Regions from separate parts of the Homo sapiens genome. Here region 1 is linked to region 2. Evidence: chromatin loops called from intact Hi-C (ENCODE). Cell type or tissue: Caco-2. All regions are shown on one strand. Each heading gives the region's core, and the rest is flanking DNA. Links, peaks and the distances in the headings are about the cores only. Region 1 overlaps LINC02028 (long intergenic non-protein coding RNA 2028). Region 2 has its middle 7.6 kb from the start of LINC02038.

The links. Hi-C counts contacts between places; a loop is a spot of excess contacts. Peaks named below come from ENCODE experiments on the same cell type or tissue, not always from the same donor. Only the 100,000 strongest peaks of a DNase experiment are listed, where the experiment ranks them.
Region 1: it touches region 2 in a loop (5-fold over the local background); 2 of 110 quality-filtered maps call a loop at or near these places.

The regions. Positions count from the first base shown.
Region 1 is chr3:194,057,044-194,065,380 of GRCh38, reverse strand. All of the region lies in intron 1 of LINC02028 (long intergenic non-protein coding RNA 2028), which reads left to right. Among named protein-coding and RNA genes, the nearest start is that of LINC02028, 9.8 kb to the left of the region's middle. RefSeq lists enhancers at 2,319-2,819, 6,808-6,857, 7,493-8,337. In Caco-2, for the core only: no CTCF peak of the experiment used is centred there; DNase peaks (open chromatin) are centred at 3,849 and 6,930; H3K4me3 peaks cover 659 bases.
Region 2 is chr3:193,847,411-193,855,747 of GRCh38, reverse strand. No RefSeq gene overlaps it. Among named protein-coding and RNA genes, the nearest start is that of LINC02038, 7.6 kb to the right of the region's middle. In Caco-2, for the core only: no CTCF peak of the experiment used is centred there; a DNase peak (open chromatin) is centred at 4,117.

The DNA of each region.
Region 1 (8,337 bases), core at 302-8,301, 210 kb before region 2:
GGGCTGACTTATTGGTTAACTAGTCATTGTCTAGATGAAGAAACTGAGGCTTGGAAAGAATAAAAACTGCCTGAAGCCACACAGATGGTAAGTGGCAGAGCTGGTTGACTGCAGCTCCATCTGGCTTCAATATCTGTACACTTCCCACCCCTGACGCTGACACTGGGCCTGTGTGACACTTGGATATCGGGTATCCATGTGGTAACTATATTTTCCAAGCCCCAAATAGGGACACATGGTCTGACAAGTGTGAAGGTACTTATGGGGCAAGAGACTAGAAGGTTTTAAATTAGGCCTGTCCCAGCAAATCCAGGACATCTGGTCATCATAGATATCTAGGGGCTGCCCACACCCCTGGCACGAGGCAGGCTTTTGCCTTTTAATACTCTTTCCCATCTTGAATGCCCAAGGTCTATTTTTTGGTTTAAGCACATGCCACAGACAAGTGAGGGACATTTAAAAAGATCAAACAGCTGGAGAGAGATTGCAAGGGACATTCTTTTTAGGGAAGCCACAGCAGGGGAGAGGGCAGGAGAGGGCAAGGAAGTGGCAGAGGGTCAGAAGAGTAACTCACGGGTTCTAAATCCCAGGAGGTGTAGGGCATTGTGAGCTGAGGTCAGGTTAAGGCTGGGGACTTTTCCTCAGTATCAGGCCCATAGCTACCCACTTCTCCTCTCCCTTCCTCTTTCTCCATCTCTTCTCCTTGTTCTTTTCTCATTGTGAACTCTCACTACTCCCTCCTGACTCCGGCTTAGAGCAGAAGGAGCTGCAGCTGGCCTGAGGCACCTCAAGGAGGGGCGGCTGGTTTCTGTGCAGTGAAGACAACTTCCTGAAGAGCTATGTGACTGTGCTGAACCCGCTTCTGTAAAATGGGTTCACCAATAACAGGTTACTGTAGAATTATAGAGGATAGGGTGTAAAACTGTCCTATAAACGGTGAAGAATTGGACACATGTGGTGCTCAGTTTTGTATTCAGTGGGAGTTGGGGTCAATGTTATGTTGATATTGTTAGAATAACTGCCAGTCTTAGGAGCATTTATCAGTAGAGGCCTAACAGCAATAATGTGAGGTTGTGTGTTTGCTTCATTTGAAATGGTACAGTTGCCTGCTACTTCACAAATACAGGGAGAAGAAAGGAGAAGTGAGGTACAAGGCGGGTACGTGTGCATGTTTCAGTGTGTGTGTGTTTGTGTGTGTGTAGAGAGAGAGAGAGAAATGGAGGTACAATCTGGCATTTGTTAGAAATCGCACAATCATAGAACACTAGGGATGGGCCTTAAAGAATCTATCCTCTTCACTCTATGGACAGGGACACTAAAGCTCAGACAGAAAAAAGCTAATTTTCCAAGGTCAATCACTAGTCAGTTGGGGGCCACACGGGGCATGGTCTCCAGGTCTTCTGGTCCAAGTCCAAGGCTTCCATTGTCAGCCCATGCTCAGCCCTATTGTACAAACCACGATGTGCAAGGAGCAGTGGGGAGTCAGAGGGACAGATGTGACCTTTCGTGTCAGGGTGTCCCAGATTATTTGGGAAGGCCACACCTACAACCGTGACCCAGTCAAAGACGAGCCTGAAACAGTACTGACTGGGATGTAAGATCCAGGGATACACCTCAGGGACCTGTAAGAATGTAGGTGCAGGAGCAGCCATCCAGGCCTGGGTGGTAGGGGAAGACTTGAGGAAATAGCTGAAGGAGTGGACGTGGACAGTTAGAATAATAAAAAACAAGCAATTAAGTAACATTTCCTTCAAGTGATGCTTTTTGCTCCAATTCTTGCCTAGAGGTGGTGGTTTGGGATTTTACCAGCATCTCTCTTTGGAATTCAAATGTACCACCAGTACTTCGCTTTTCCTGAAAAGCCTAAGTTACAAATTGATAGCTTCTAAAACCTCTCTGCAAAGGGTTAAATGTCTGTGTTGGAAAAGAGAAACTCATCAGTTAATATCTACTTCTTAATCAGCCCAAGGTGCTGAAAAAAAGGCCATTCACCAAGTGGTTAGCAAAGCTAATTTGTCATTCTGGCATTTTGACCTACTGTGCTTTTAAGGCATTATTCTTCCACACATTTCAAAACCGTTATTCTTCCACACTGTAGTTTCTGTTGGAGAGAACCAATTACATCTTTCCCTACCATACACAATGGGATGTCCTTGACATTACTTACGGGGTTTTCCTTCTTATCTGGAAACTTGGTTGGAAACCTCTAGAGGAGCAGGGGACCCTCATTTATTCATCTCTACCCGCTCCATAGCACCTCCCATGAATCCTTGCCCAGGGCTGGCTCTGAGGAATCTTTTGTTGGATTTGAAATGATGATCATATCGGGTTAATTTCCAGCATTAACCATAAAAATTGGCTAGAGTTCAAAGCTGGTGGCATGCTCAAGTTACTGCCAAACCTCCTGCTCATTCCCTCCCACCCCCCCAGCCTCAAGTTGTGAGCAACTGAATTTATCAGCTGTGAAACTGGTTGCACTAATACCTCAGATGAATCTTCAATATAAGCTGTATCCCCTGCTGGGGCTTCTTGAGGAAGGTGACTGGATCTCACTCATCTTGGAACCTTTATGCTTAGCCCAGTGACTGCCTGGTACATAGAAAGTGCTCAATAAATGTTTATTGCATTAGACAGTAATTTTCGGCCGGGCGCGGTGGCTCACGCCTGTAATCCCAGCACTTTGGGAGGCCGAGGCGGACGGATCACGAGGTCAGGAGATCGAGACCATCCTGGCTAACATGGTGAAACCCCGTCTCTACTAAAAATCCAAAAAAATTAGCTGGGCGTGGTGGCAGGCGCCTGTAGTCCCAGCTACTCGGGAGGCTGAGGCAGGAGAATGGTGTGAACCCGGGAGGCAGAGCTTGCAGTGAGCCGAGGTAGCGCCACTGCACTCTAGCCTGGGCAACAAAACAAGACTCCGTCTCAAAAAAAAAAAAAAAGACAGTAATTTTCTAATTTCTTAGAAATTAGAAAAAACATTTTCATTAGGTTACCTCTCCCCTCAAACTCAGAGTACATATCATTACAGAAAAGAGAAAGGCCGGGGGTGTAGGGACAGAAAACACTTCCTGCTCTGGAAACTATACCATTAGCTCCTTTGTTCAAGTCGGCATTTCTGATCTGATACCTGTATTTCACACAAGAAATGACAACTTCCCTGATACTTCAAAGTCCTTTCTCATATCTAGGATGATTTTTTTAAATTTAATTTTTTAAAGCACAGACCCATCTTTGATCTATGCAGGGCAATGTATTTGGGTTGACAAGATGGTTTCCCTGTTTCTTCCTTTAGGCACACTTTCATCAGTATGTTCCTGCCTTGGTTTAGTCCTTAGATGATTTTTTTTTTTTTGGCCCAGAGTTTATCATGGACATTTACATTAGCAAGTATTTCTGCATCTTTTTGTGATTTTCATCTTTAGTTTATTAGAATAAGTCTCCCCACCTTCTTTGGATTTAATTTTATTTAAGAACATGATCTGGGGCTGCATATTCATTCATGTGAATATTAACTAATCCAGATGAACTTTACTGGAATGTAAATACTGTGGCTGGAAGGCAAGATCAAAACCATTCCCCAAACAGAAATGTTAATCTTTCTATGGCCAAGGGGAAACACAGCAGTTTAACATGCAAGCAATTTCATGCATTTTTACATTAAGTCATTAAGTAAAATCTTTTGTCTGTTTTGTATGGTTGAGATTATTTATAAGTAACAGGTAAAGGCCAAAGGTCCCCAGCATTGCTTGACCTGTTTGAATATCAGTCCATACCAAAGATGTTTGGAGAAATCACTGTTCCGACCACAGTGTCAACTAACACCAAAGGTAGTGTTTCATTCACCTTAAACATGTCACCAGAGGCTGAGTGAAACTACATGCTTGCTTCCATTTATATACATGGTCATTCGCCACTTAAGGATGGGGATACGTTCTGGGAAATGCATTGTTAGGTGATTTCATCATTGTGTGAACACACCATAGAGGGCACTTACACACACCTGGATGGTATGGCCTACTACACACCTAGGCTATATTGTACAGCCTATTGCTCCCAGGCCACAAACTTGTACAGCATGTCATCCACTGAATGCTGTGGACACTTATAACTCAATGGTAAGTATTTGTGTATCTTAACATATGTAAACATAGAAAAGGTACACTAAAAATATGGTGTTATAATCTTATGGGACTGCCTTCATATATGAAGTTCATCGTTGACTGAAACGTTGTTATGCACCACATGACACTGTGTGTGTGTGTGGGGGGGGTGTGTATGAGTACCTGTATATGCATATGTAAAACCCAAAACTTCAGTGAAGTGTGTATGTGAGGTTTGTGTGTGTGCATGATGTGGCAGTGGGGAGATGGGTCCCTTAGGGTCATGCAAACCAGCAAAGCAGAAGCTTACGTTTAATGAACATTTAAAATATTATAGACATTTACTTACAAAACAAACGCTAGATTTCTTCTGTATATCAAGAAATCAGTAGATCCTTCTATATAGGAAAACTAAATCTTTTTTGATTGATAAGAGTGTTTGGGCTTTCCCTGGGCACTTATGTCATTGGATCACATTTAGATGGAGTGCCTTGGAAAGTTTGACATCTCTCATAGATGCCAACATGAGAGACTAATCGTACATAAAATAGCCTAGAGCCACTGGGGATTCAAATGGCTCCGGCCTGACCTCTTATCCTGACTTTCATACTTCTACCACCTCCAGCTCAGACCAGTCTCTTAGGCTGGGTCTAACACAAGCCAGTTCCAAAGAATGGGCATTATCCCTGGGTTAAATAAATATTTTATGTGATTTATTTCACTTGGCCAATCAATTATTGGATCAGATTGACCTAGAACCTTCTGGTTCTTATAGTACTATTCTGTCTCTGTCCCTTAGGAAAGGATCAGCAACAACACACACGCACACACACACAAACACACACACACACACACACAAACACACATACACTTAACAGCATTTTGAAGCTTTGGTGAGACACCTTAACTTATTTAAGCAAAATACACAATTAAATAGAGTGAAAGCTCACATCTGTTTTGAGATTGACTCTGGTAGCGCTAGTCTTATTGGATTTTATAAAAAGTAATTCCAGTTATGGTAACTACATTTATAAAAGCACAGCTGGGGTGGATGAAACTGGAGTCGTTCACTAGGTTAGATCAATATTCAACCCTGGCTACACATTCACCTGGGGAGCTTTTGAAAAATGCTGAGGCCTGGGCCATACTTCAAGCCAATGAAAGCAGAATCTCTGGCTGCGAGGCCTAAGCATCTGTATTTTTAAAAGCTCCTCCAGGAGATTTTAACGTTGAGAACCACAGAGTTAGATGAATAGAAGCAGGGAGTCAGGAAAGGGGTGATTAATACTATGCCATGCCAGTGATGGACCAAAGAGCTTAAGCTTTTTTTTTTTTTCTTAGATGGAGGTTCGTTCTTGTCACCCAGGCTGTAGTGCAGTGGTGCGATCTTGGCTCACTGCAATCCCTGCCTCCCTGGTTCAAGTGATTCTCCCATGTCAGCCTCCCGAGTAGCTGGGATTACAGGCACCCACCACCATGCCCAGCTAATTTTTGTATTTTTAGTAGAAACGGGGTTTCACCATGTTGGCCAGGCTAGTCTCAAACTCCTGCCCTCAGGTGATCCACCCGCCTTGGCTTCCCAAAGCGCTGGGATTACAGGCGTGAGCCACCACACCCGGCCTGAGCCTAAGCTTTTCATTTCGAATAAGTCTCTGGATGTCAGAGCTGGATATATACCTTAAATATATGTCTCATTTTGGAGAAGGGAAACTGAGGCTCAGAGGCTTAGTAATGCTATATAGTATTATCCTGGCCAGAAACTTGTCTTCCACTGTATGCCTGTCACCTAAAGAGCAAGCTTGGGAATTAAAAGAACAAACTCCTGTCCATGAATCTAACCGTCTATTTATTTAGTAATATTTAAACACTGGAAATGGTTTCTGGTGGTGGAATCAGCACAGCTTTGTAGCTCTCAGATGTAAAGGCTGTGTCCCTTATTAGCTACTGCTTATTTTTTCTGAGCCTGTCTTCTCATCTGGCAAATAAGAATTAAGAATAACTACTCTCCAAGTGTTATCACAAATGAGATGACAGCAGGTAAAACATGTAGTATGTGCTCAGAAAACTAAATGGAATTATAATTATTAACTGCGTTAAAAAAATCTGGGGATTTATGTAGAAATAGCTGCAGAGGGGATAAAAAGAGCTTCTTGGAGCTTCTTTGCATGAAATATCATAACCCTGCAAAGGTTGTTTTTGGTTTCTATTGATTGAAAACACAAATAAACCCCAACTGAAGCACTCTTATGAAGGAATGAATGGATTTCCAATCTGTGTTTTCTTGTTTACTGTGGAAAATATGCGATCCAAGGAAAACACAGGTGGTTAAACTGCTCAGTGCCTCTATTTTTATCATAAGCAGAGGGCTCTAAGCATTCAAACCCAAATATTTTACTTAATAGAAAATGAAGACTTAACTTCTCAAGGTTAACTGGATCCAGGTTTCCTGTGGCCAAATTTAGATTTTCAGCCATCAGTTGAAATTCCAAAACAATAATAAAAAGCTCACAATTAGCATTTTTAAAGAAGCATTTTCTTTTCATTTAGGAACTTTTGCTTTTTTGGCATCCCTTTTGTTTTGCAAAAATAAAATCTTAGTAGGGAGAGGAAAGCCACCTCCCCGGGTTGGATGCTTGCGAGATGAAGATGGGAGCCCACCCCGCAGGGCCCTGGAGAAGGTGGCGCCCCTCCCCCCTGCCCCCGTCCCCCTCCCCACTCCCCTCTTCTCTCCCCGCTGCCCGCCCCGCCACCCGGGCTTGTGCGGACGTGTCTCGGGCGTGACCTTTGAGCAGCTGCGCCACCGGCTCAGCCTCGCGGCGGGGGAAACCCGAGCTCCCAACAAAACGGTTCCATCTTTGGCTAGGCCTTTGGTATTTCAAGGCGCTGCCGGTGGGGAGAGATGCCGCGTGCCTGAGAGGCTCTGGGAGGTCGCCGCAGCTTTCGCTTCCCGGGTTTTACATTTCCGAAGGGGCTGAACGTCTGCAGAGGAACCGGAGCTGATGCTGGGGCTGGGGCTGGGGCCGGGGCGGGAACCTAACGAATGCACCTCTGGGGAGGCTAGAGGGAGCGCGGCTCAGCCTCCTCCCTGGGTGGGTCCTTCAGCGCTCTTTCCTTCTTTTTTTCTTTTCTGCAGATGTTATGTGGTCAACAGGGACTGAGGCTCTTTAAGCCCTTAAATCTCTAAGGGCTAAATCTCCTTCCTGATATTCGCCCCCAAACCGGTAACGGTTTTCACATGATTCAGATACCTCTCTACCTGCCTGAAGGACTGGAGTGCAAAGTTGAACTTGACTCAGATAAATGCATTGATCCTTCCCTGGGGAAAAAAGTTTAGACATCACTAATAGTAGTTAACTTTTGAGTGCTTCCTCTGTGCTAAGCACGGTTCTAATCACTTAAATGTAATAACTCATTTAATCATCACAACAATTCTATGACATAGGAATTCTTATTTCTGCCTAACAGGCACCAAAGAAGGCCCAGAGAGGTTTAACAACTTCCTCAGAATCACACAGCTTCCAAATGGTTGGGTTGGGTTTACATTTAGGCGGTCTTGCTCCAGAGCCAGTGCTCCTAACCTTTGCAAGCCACGAACCTCAAGAAAGTGGAGAAGGAAACGCTGGGAAATCTGGAAGTCAGACATGGCAAGTGAGGACTTTCTTTTTTCTTTTCTTTTCTTTTTTTCTTTTTTTAGAAGGAGTTTTGCTTTAATTGCCGAGGCTGGAGTCGGCTCACTGCAACCTCCGCCTCCCAGGTTCAAGCGACTCTCCTGCCTCAGCCTCCCAAGTAGCTGGGACTATGGGATTACAGGCATGCACCACCACGCCCGGCTAATTTTGTGTGTGTTTTTAGTAGATACGCGGTTTCTCCATGTTGGTCAGGCTGGTCTCGAACTCGCGACCTCAGGTGATCCGCCCACCTCGGCCTCCCAAAGTGCTAGGATACAGGCGTGAGCCATCACACCTGGCCAGGACCTTCTTAAATGCTCTGTTTTGGTCAGAAAGTGCTGGGACCCCGGGGTGGCACACCCAGCACTCACCAGGAACTAAGTACTTGCTGTCCGTTTTGGACACGTGCTGGCAGCTTGTTGACTCTCATGCCGCCATTCTCAAGAGGGGCTCCCTGGCAACCTCATCTATTGCCTGTTGGAAAGGGACAGGGCAGGCAGGGACAGGAGAGGCCGATGGCAGGCAGTTGGCTCCCAGGGTCGGTCTGAAGAGAGAGGAGAGAGGTGTGA
Region 2 (8,337 bases), core at 331-8,330:
ATTAGACCTTGGGTTTGATTTTCAGAAATATTTGCCCTATAGCCACAGGAACTAAAGATTTCCCTTAGTTAGTCTTTGTATTGGGAACTTAGTCATAATTTTTTTTTTCTCCAAGTTCTTCAGTAACCTAGAAGCTACCTATCAACATCTGTATCTTCCTTATTTTTGCTGAAATATTGTACAGAAGCAACTACTTGGTTATCCAAAGCCCTGCCTTCTATAGGCACTTAATTACAGGTATTTATAGGTGATAATGTAATTAACTCTTTTGTTACCACCAGGTCCCCTTTACTACTGGCATCAGAGTCATTAACGCTTTTAAATATAATCAGATCAGAGAGCCAACTCCAGAACCAATTCAGAGAACTCATCCTTTAGGTTTTCTTGCTCATGGTTTCATCAGGGAGGCAGAGTCACTCTTAGTGATATGAAATAATTTCCCATAGCAATTAGACTTCTCACAATAGTGGGAGAAGGATGCAGGAAGATAAGCTGGACCTGATACAGGAGAGATCAAGGGCAACCTGGAACCTTTCCCTGTCTTTCACCACAACTAACCCTATAGAAGAGGTATGTGCCCTTTACCATAGGGGTGCACACACACCTGAGCCAAAACTCAGCAGGAGCTGAGGGGAGCTGCAGAACTGGCCGCTGCTCCATGCTAAGGAGGTAAGCAAGTAGGTAAATGCTGGTGTCTGTTTGTGTTCATGAGCTGTGATGGCACCTGTAGCCCTGCACCAACCTTCAAGTGTTGTGATGGTTGGTCTGCTTTCCAAATCTCATGCCAATTTCTCTTATGGCCAACCATAACGAGGGCCATAGAAAGAAGGAAAAATCTGGGAAATGTCCTTTGGGCTTAGGTAGGCTGACTCAGTACGGAACCACCAGAGCCGTCACTGTTTGGTACTCTTACGTAAGGAACTCAAGATTTAACCTAAGAACCAGTACCTAGAGGGAGAGGGTAAGAGAGAGGGATGGATAGGATCCATGTAAAAATTGGGTTATGAATTCGCTTAAATTAAGACTGTATGTGAGATTGTACCCAAAAGATCAGGATCAAGAAAGCCAGAGGGGAGAGCCGGCTTTGCTCCAGAACATTTCTGTATTTGACAGTGATGATAGTAACCCACCATGGCATCACAGAGCTTTGTGGTTTGCAAAGTGCTCTCACATGCATCATTTCATTTGGAGTGGATTGACCTTCTGCTTCATTCACTAAATACTTATTGAGTATTTGTCCTATGCCAGGAACTGTGCTAGGCATTTTGCATATCCTGTCTCCAAATATATTAATATCTCCTTTATATTTCACTATATCTCTGTGACAGAGATATCACTGTCATTTTACAGATTTTAAAAGTATGGCTATAATGTTGGAGATACAAGACCCTAATGGGAATATAAGATAAATAGAACTTTGTCCTTGCTCTCAAGAACAGGGGTTGGTAAACTTTTTCTATAAAAGGACAAGTGACAAGTAGTTTAGGCTTTGTGGTTCCTATTACAACTACCCAACTCTGAAGCTGTAGAGAATGCAGTCATAGCCAATATAAAAATGAATGTGCATGGCTGTGTTCCAATAAAACTTTATTTACAAAAACAGGCAGTGGGATAGATTTTGCCCATGGGTAATAGTTTACCAACCCCTGAACTACAAGGGCATAGGCTAAAGGAGAGACTACTAATTAAAACAACTCATGATGAGACTATGTGGTAAAGGAGTCTATACGAAGGGCTGTGAAGGCAGAGGGTGTAGCTGGCTGGGGAATTTAGTGAGGCAGGGCAGCATTTCTAGAATCATGACCTCTGTGGTCCATATTTCCAGGTCACTGCCATCCATGAACCAGGAAATGGCTTGCAGACAAATGCAGGGTGGGATCTGGAGCTTATATCTTATCAGAACCTGTGTCTCCTTCCTGAGCTGTCTTCCTGTGAACTGGGCCTGTGGTGTGGGGGTTGAGGTTCACTGTCTGCTTTCCCCTCGTGTATCAGCCAGCCCTTATACTTCCTAAAACTCAGCGTCCCTTATCCTTATCCACAGCACAGAAGCTGTGGGCTTGGCCTGACACAGCCCTAGAATGATACTTCCTTGTATGCCAGCCTCAACTTCTTCTGACCTGCAGCTTGCAAACAACACATTCCTAGTATGTGGTTATTAGCCTACTCCTCCTAGAATGCCCTCTAGATCTGGTTCCTGCCTGAGGTATAAAATCATGCTTGTGGTTGAACTTACAGGTGGACTTTACAAGAAGGCTCAGGACAGGGAAGAACACTATAAAACAACAAAAACTGCCTCCAACTGGAAAGCAGTGTGTAGGGAGGGTTTGAGCAGTGACTAGATGACCATAGGAAGGAGAAGTTCTAATATTTAAAAAGTCCTTGGGCTTAGGAGTCTTTCTGTCCCACAGTCCTATTTAGCTTTGTGATAGCGGACAAATTTCTTGAGCTCTCTTGACTTAGTTTCATGATTTGAAAACAGAGAGTTCACATCTCTCATAGGGCTGTTGTGATAATTAAATGAGAATTCCATCCAGTTTCCAGCAGGCACTATCCTGGCACACAGTTGACTCAAGACAGTATTAGAGAAAGACTCTGACATCAGATGGGGTGGGGTGGCCAAGTTGGGCGAAATAACTGAGGTCTGTGGTTTACTTTGATATATAAATCTAACAAGAATTCCTTTCTTTAACTTACATAAAATTCTTTCATTAAATCTCAGAAACAAAGGGATGTAACCTAAGGAGATCTCTTTGTGAGCACCCTAAGATTGGACATAAATGAAGAAATATTTATTAACACAAAAGAATTTCATTTGGAGGAAAAAAAACCATTGTAGGAATTTTTTCTGCATAACAGTTTTCATGCATACAAGTCATTTGGGATTCTAACCAAGTGTTTCCATTTCAAACTGAATAAAGTTTTACTTTGTAAATGTCTATATTAACAAAGCTTTCATTGAGGTTCGGAGAGGGGGCACTTAAAAATGTTTGCCAACCCCCCCATTAAAAAGTATATATTACTCAATGAAGTGGTATAGAAATAGATATCTATTTCTTTAAGTCCTACACAAAATAAAAGCATCTAACTTTGTGGGCAGAGGGAGGTCCAACTTTTTGTTTTCTTAACGCAGATGGAAAGAATCCCAAGAGACCAGTGAAGCAAGAAATTATCAAAGCTGCGGTATTTACGAAGTCACTTTGTGCCAGTGCCCCAGCAAGCTGCCACCATGGCTGCCAAGCCCTGTCACCCTTGCTGATCAGTACAGAGAGGGGCTCGCTGCGCTGGGTAGAGGAAGCAGGAAGTTTGCTGAACTCAGACGGAAGAAAAAGGATTCCTCTGGAGAATCCCAGCAGGTGGGAGAGCCGCTCTGCAGAGCGAGGCTCTTTTGACCCAGAGTACACACAATAGAGCCCTCTTAGGAGAGAGATTTTTTTCCACAGGTTTCTTCTTGGCCCTCTGGATTTGTTCTAAGCTGGCTTTCTGTGTGTGTGAGTTGTCTTGGCCTTTCTGGTTTTCTTTCCCTTTGGAACTTTCAGATCTTTCCATTGTGCACGATGTCCCTGTGAAAAGGCCTGAGTCACTCGGCCTCAAACTTTGCAGCCCCAAACATTCCCTCTTTGAATTAAGGTCACCTGTGTATGTCTCCCCACTCGGTAGAGGAAAGGGCACTTCATCGCCCTGGCCCTGGGCCCAAGGACCCCCTTGGGAGCATTGTCGAGGGACTTTTTCAGATGAGAGGCTTTCTGTAAAAGACTGACAGGGACTTCTTAGGACAGATGACCTTTAAATATATTTTCCAATTCTGATTCTGGGATTCTAAAATGGTGTGTGGACCCCATACAATGTCATTTGAGCAGGAGCAGACAGAACTGGAGATAACTCAAAGGAGATGTTAGAGCTGCCTTTAAGATCCTTGGAATACAGAAACAAGAAAGACATTAGTCCTAGGATATGTGATCTCAGAAGGCAGAAATTTTGGCCGGAGTTTTATGACAGGATGGGAGTTTACAGTTGATCTAGGAAAGGAATCCTGATTTACCAGTCAGATCTGCTGGAGTAAAGCCCAAAGACCTGGTTTTGAATGCTCACCGCTGCCTAACATCTGTGTGACCCTGGGCTACTGACCTGACTTTGCTGAGCCTGTTTTCCCATAGGCCAAACAGTGATAAGGCTTGCCTTGATTCTGCCATCCGGCTATTGTGAAGAGGAATAGGATAAGAGAAAGTGCTTGTAAATTCTGAAGTTCTAAAGATTTAATCCTACTGTCCAACTCCCCTGTTTGATGGAGTAGATAACCAGAGAATGGAGAAGTTAAGAAACTTACATGAGAGCACACAGTATTGATCTAAGGTAGTAGCTGATAAGGCCTCACATCTACAAGAGATAATATATTGATCCCTAGCAGCTCCAGGATAAAAGGCTTTTGGGGGGGCCTTGGGGCCATGACGCAGCCCCAACTTCCCACTGGAGTTTCATCTCACTCTTAATTTTATTTTCTGATTATGAAAATTATATGTGCTCACTGTGTGGAACTTGTATAATACAAAAAGCACAAAGTAAAACATGTTAAAACATTTTAATAATTCTGCTATGTGGACATATCTACTGTTGAAATTAAGATATATAACCTTTTAGCCTTTTCTCTGTGCATGTACATATTTGAACATAATTGGAATATTTCATGCAAACTTTTGTATATTGACTCCTTTTTCACCTGATGGTTTGTTGTACACTTTGCCATTAAAATTCATTAAGCAGTATCAAATGCATAATTTTCCACTGTGTAAGAACATAACAGCTTGTAACAAGTCCTCTACTGTTGGACACCGAGGTTCTTTCTTGTTTGCTACAAACAAATGTGTTGAACATTCTTACCTGTGAGTTGTTGTTTTCCTGGCCTGTCTTTAACTCCCAGCACCTTTCATTCAGTCCAGGTAGCTGCCCACATGTTAAGAAGCGGGATCTGAAGGAAAACCTGCATAAGGCTCTACATCAAATGCTGAAAGTGCTGCCCCACCAACAAGCAATGCTTCCTATAGGTTCCCTGGGGTGATTTTGGCCATTCTCTAAAACTCTGAGTTTCTTGTCTTCTGCAGAGACTCACAAATGTTTGTTTGCCCCAAAGTGTTATAGGTTTATCCTGATAATATGTGCAATACGATATACAGCTGAGGCCCTAAGCCCTATTAAAATATCTTAAGGTATTTTATTTAAACATATATATTTTACATGAAGTTTTTATTTTTGCCCTGTGTTGCTTTCAGTGATGCTTAGGGTAATGAAGTTTCACTTTTCTTTCCTGATGTAGGTTTCTGATTGGACATGGGTCCATGTCCTTGTGAAGTCTCCTCCTCCTGAACCTGCCCTGCTCTGTGACTTGCTTTTGACCACCAGCATGCTGCAGAAGTGATGCCGTGTGACTTCTGAGTGGGTCATAGGAAGCCTTGCAGTGTGGCCTGGGTCTTCAGGAATGCTTGTTTGAGGAAAACCACTGTCATGTAAGAAGTATGGCTACCCTGAGACTGTCATGGTGTGAGGACTCCTAAATGAGTCACATGTGGATGGCCACCTATTCAGGCCTCAGTTCTTCCAGCCATTGCGACTGTGGCCCACGCATGTGGGGGAAGAGGCCATTTTTCACGCCCATCCCAGTTGAGTCTTTAGATGATCCCTTCCTGGGCCTCCAGCTGACTGTAACCAGACTCCAGGCAGGAACCACATAGGAACTGAACCCAGTCAACCCACAGGCTGGGGAGGATGATAGTCCATTGTTGTATAAAGCCACTGCATTTGGAATGGTCTGTTGTATACTACCTAATCAGAACAAGACTCAATCCTTTCTTCATAGCTGGTAGTCTTAAGCATTTATTAATTCATATTTTAGTCACATTATGAATTTTCTATCACAATAAGCATTTATTGAGCACTTTTTATAGAGGGACTATGCTAGGCTTGAAGAATAAAAGACACATAGGACACGGCCCTGCTTATGTTCAGGTAGCTGTGGTCTAAACGAGGACGCACACATAAGGTGAAGACCCCATGAGATGGAATACACGGGGATAACAAGCCTCACAGTGGACTGGTCGCTTTACCAGGGGTGAGGCGATTCTGCCTATAAGGTAGGGAAGGACTTTCTGAAAGGGTGACACTGAGTTCCACCTTGAAAAATGCCTGAGAATTCACCCATAGACACAGTGGAAGAGGGGTGTTCCGAGGAAGGGAGATCAATGTGCAGAGAGACAGAAATCCCGGTTCGCTTATTCCCAACAAGGCAGAGAACAAACCTCTCCCAGTGATGCCCTCCCTTGTTCCCGTCCCCAATCTTTTGATAATAGTGGGAAGGGTTTCAAAGTGAGGGTTAAAAATGGGCTGGTTTTGCCACCCCTTAGTAAGTCTTGGGCAGGATTCTCAACTCTTGACACTCATTAAAATCACCTGGGAAGCTTTTGCAAAACTCCAGCATGGTACAACTACTTTAGAAACTGGTGTTATCCATTAAAACTAAACATTTGCTTATCTTAGCAATTCCACTCCTAGGTTTATAGAGTAAACAGAAACACATACGTGCCTGTGTCAAAAAACATGTATAGGCATGTTCAAGACCACACTGTTTGGCCAAGTGCCCTAGTTCATGCCTGTAATCCCAGCATCTTGGGAGGCCAAGGCGGGAGTATTGCTTGAGGCCAGGAGTTTGAGACCAGCCTGGGCATCATAGTGAGACTCCCATCTTGACACACACACAGTTTTTTTTTTTAATTAGCTGGGTGTGGTGGCGTGCACCTGTAGTCCTAGCTACTTGGGAGGCTGAGGTGATAGGATCCCTTGAGCCCAGAAGTTCAAGGCTGAAATGAGCTATGATTGTGTCACAGCACTCCAGTATGGGCAACAGAGAGATCCTATGTCCAAAACAAAAACAAAAACAAAACAAAAATACACACATTATTTGTAAGATGTAAAAAAAGGGAACAATCCATGTGTATCAATAGAATAGTTATATGCTGTGTATGCGTAATTAGTGTCTTAACCTGTTCAGGCTGCTGAATACCTCAACTGGGTAATTTACAAACAACAGAATTTATGGCTCATGGTTCTAGAGGCTAGGTAGTCTAAGATGCAAACGTCAACAGATTTGATGTCTGGTAAGGCCCTGTTCATCATAGATGGCACCCTTTTGCTGTGTCCTCACATGGCAAAAGGGACAAACAGGATTTTTTCAAGCCTCTTTTATGAGGGTACTAATTCCATTTATGGGGGGAGAGCCTTTGTAACCCATTCACTTCCTAAAGCCCCCACCACTTAATACTATTGGAGATTAGATTTCAATATATGAAATTTGGGTGGGACACAAACATTCATACCATAGCGGGCAGACAATGTAATACTATACAGCAATGAAAAGAAATGAACAACAGCGACCCAGAACAACATGAATGAACTTTTTTTTTTTTTTTGACAGAGTCTTGCTCTATTGCCCAGGCTGGAATGCAGTGACACAATCTTGGCCCAACCTCCACCTCTTGGGTTCAAGCAATTCTCCTGCCTCCGCCTTCCGAGTAGCTGGGATTACAGGCACACGCCACCATGCCCAGCCAATTTTTGTATTTCTAGTAGAGATGGGGTTTTGCCACGTTGATCAGGCTGGTCTTGAACTCCTGACCTCGGGTGATCCGCCTGCCTCAGCCTCCCAAAGTGCTGGGATTGCAGGCATGAGCCACTGCGCCAGGCCCATGAATGAATCTTAAAAATAAAATAGTGAATCAAGGAAGTCAGACACAAAGAGTACATACTCTACGGCTGCATTTCTATAAATATCAAAAAGAGGCAAAACAAATGTGTGGTGTTAGAAATCAGGAGAGTGTTACTATCCTGGGGAGGAAGGAGAAGACCTGAAGGAACTTGAGGGGGGCTTTGGCCTGCTGGTAGAGCTTTTTTTTTTTTTGTCTCGATCTAGGTGGTAGTTACATACGGATATTCACGTTGTAAAAGTTTGCCAAGGCTTTAATGTAATTATCTGATGCATATTATAATTAAAATGGAAAGTTTGTTTTAAAAGTACCAGTGCTTGGTCTCCACCCCTATGGACTCTGGTTTTATTGCTCTGGGAAGGAGCTCAGCCCTCTTAGTGGTGTAAAAATTTTCCAGGTGATTCTGATATGCAGTCAGGCTTGAGAAACACATGCTGTGCTTGATTAGTGGCCTCTCTCTTTGGACTTGGAGAATGCTGGCCTGTTGTTTTCACCTATTGGCCAGTCCCACTCAGCCTTTGGTTATGAATTAGATTAGAAACGTAGGAGAGAAGGGCCAGGTGCGGTGGCTCCCGCCTGTAATCCCAGC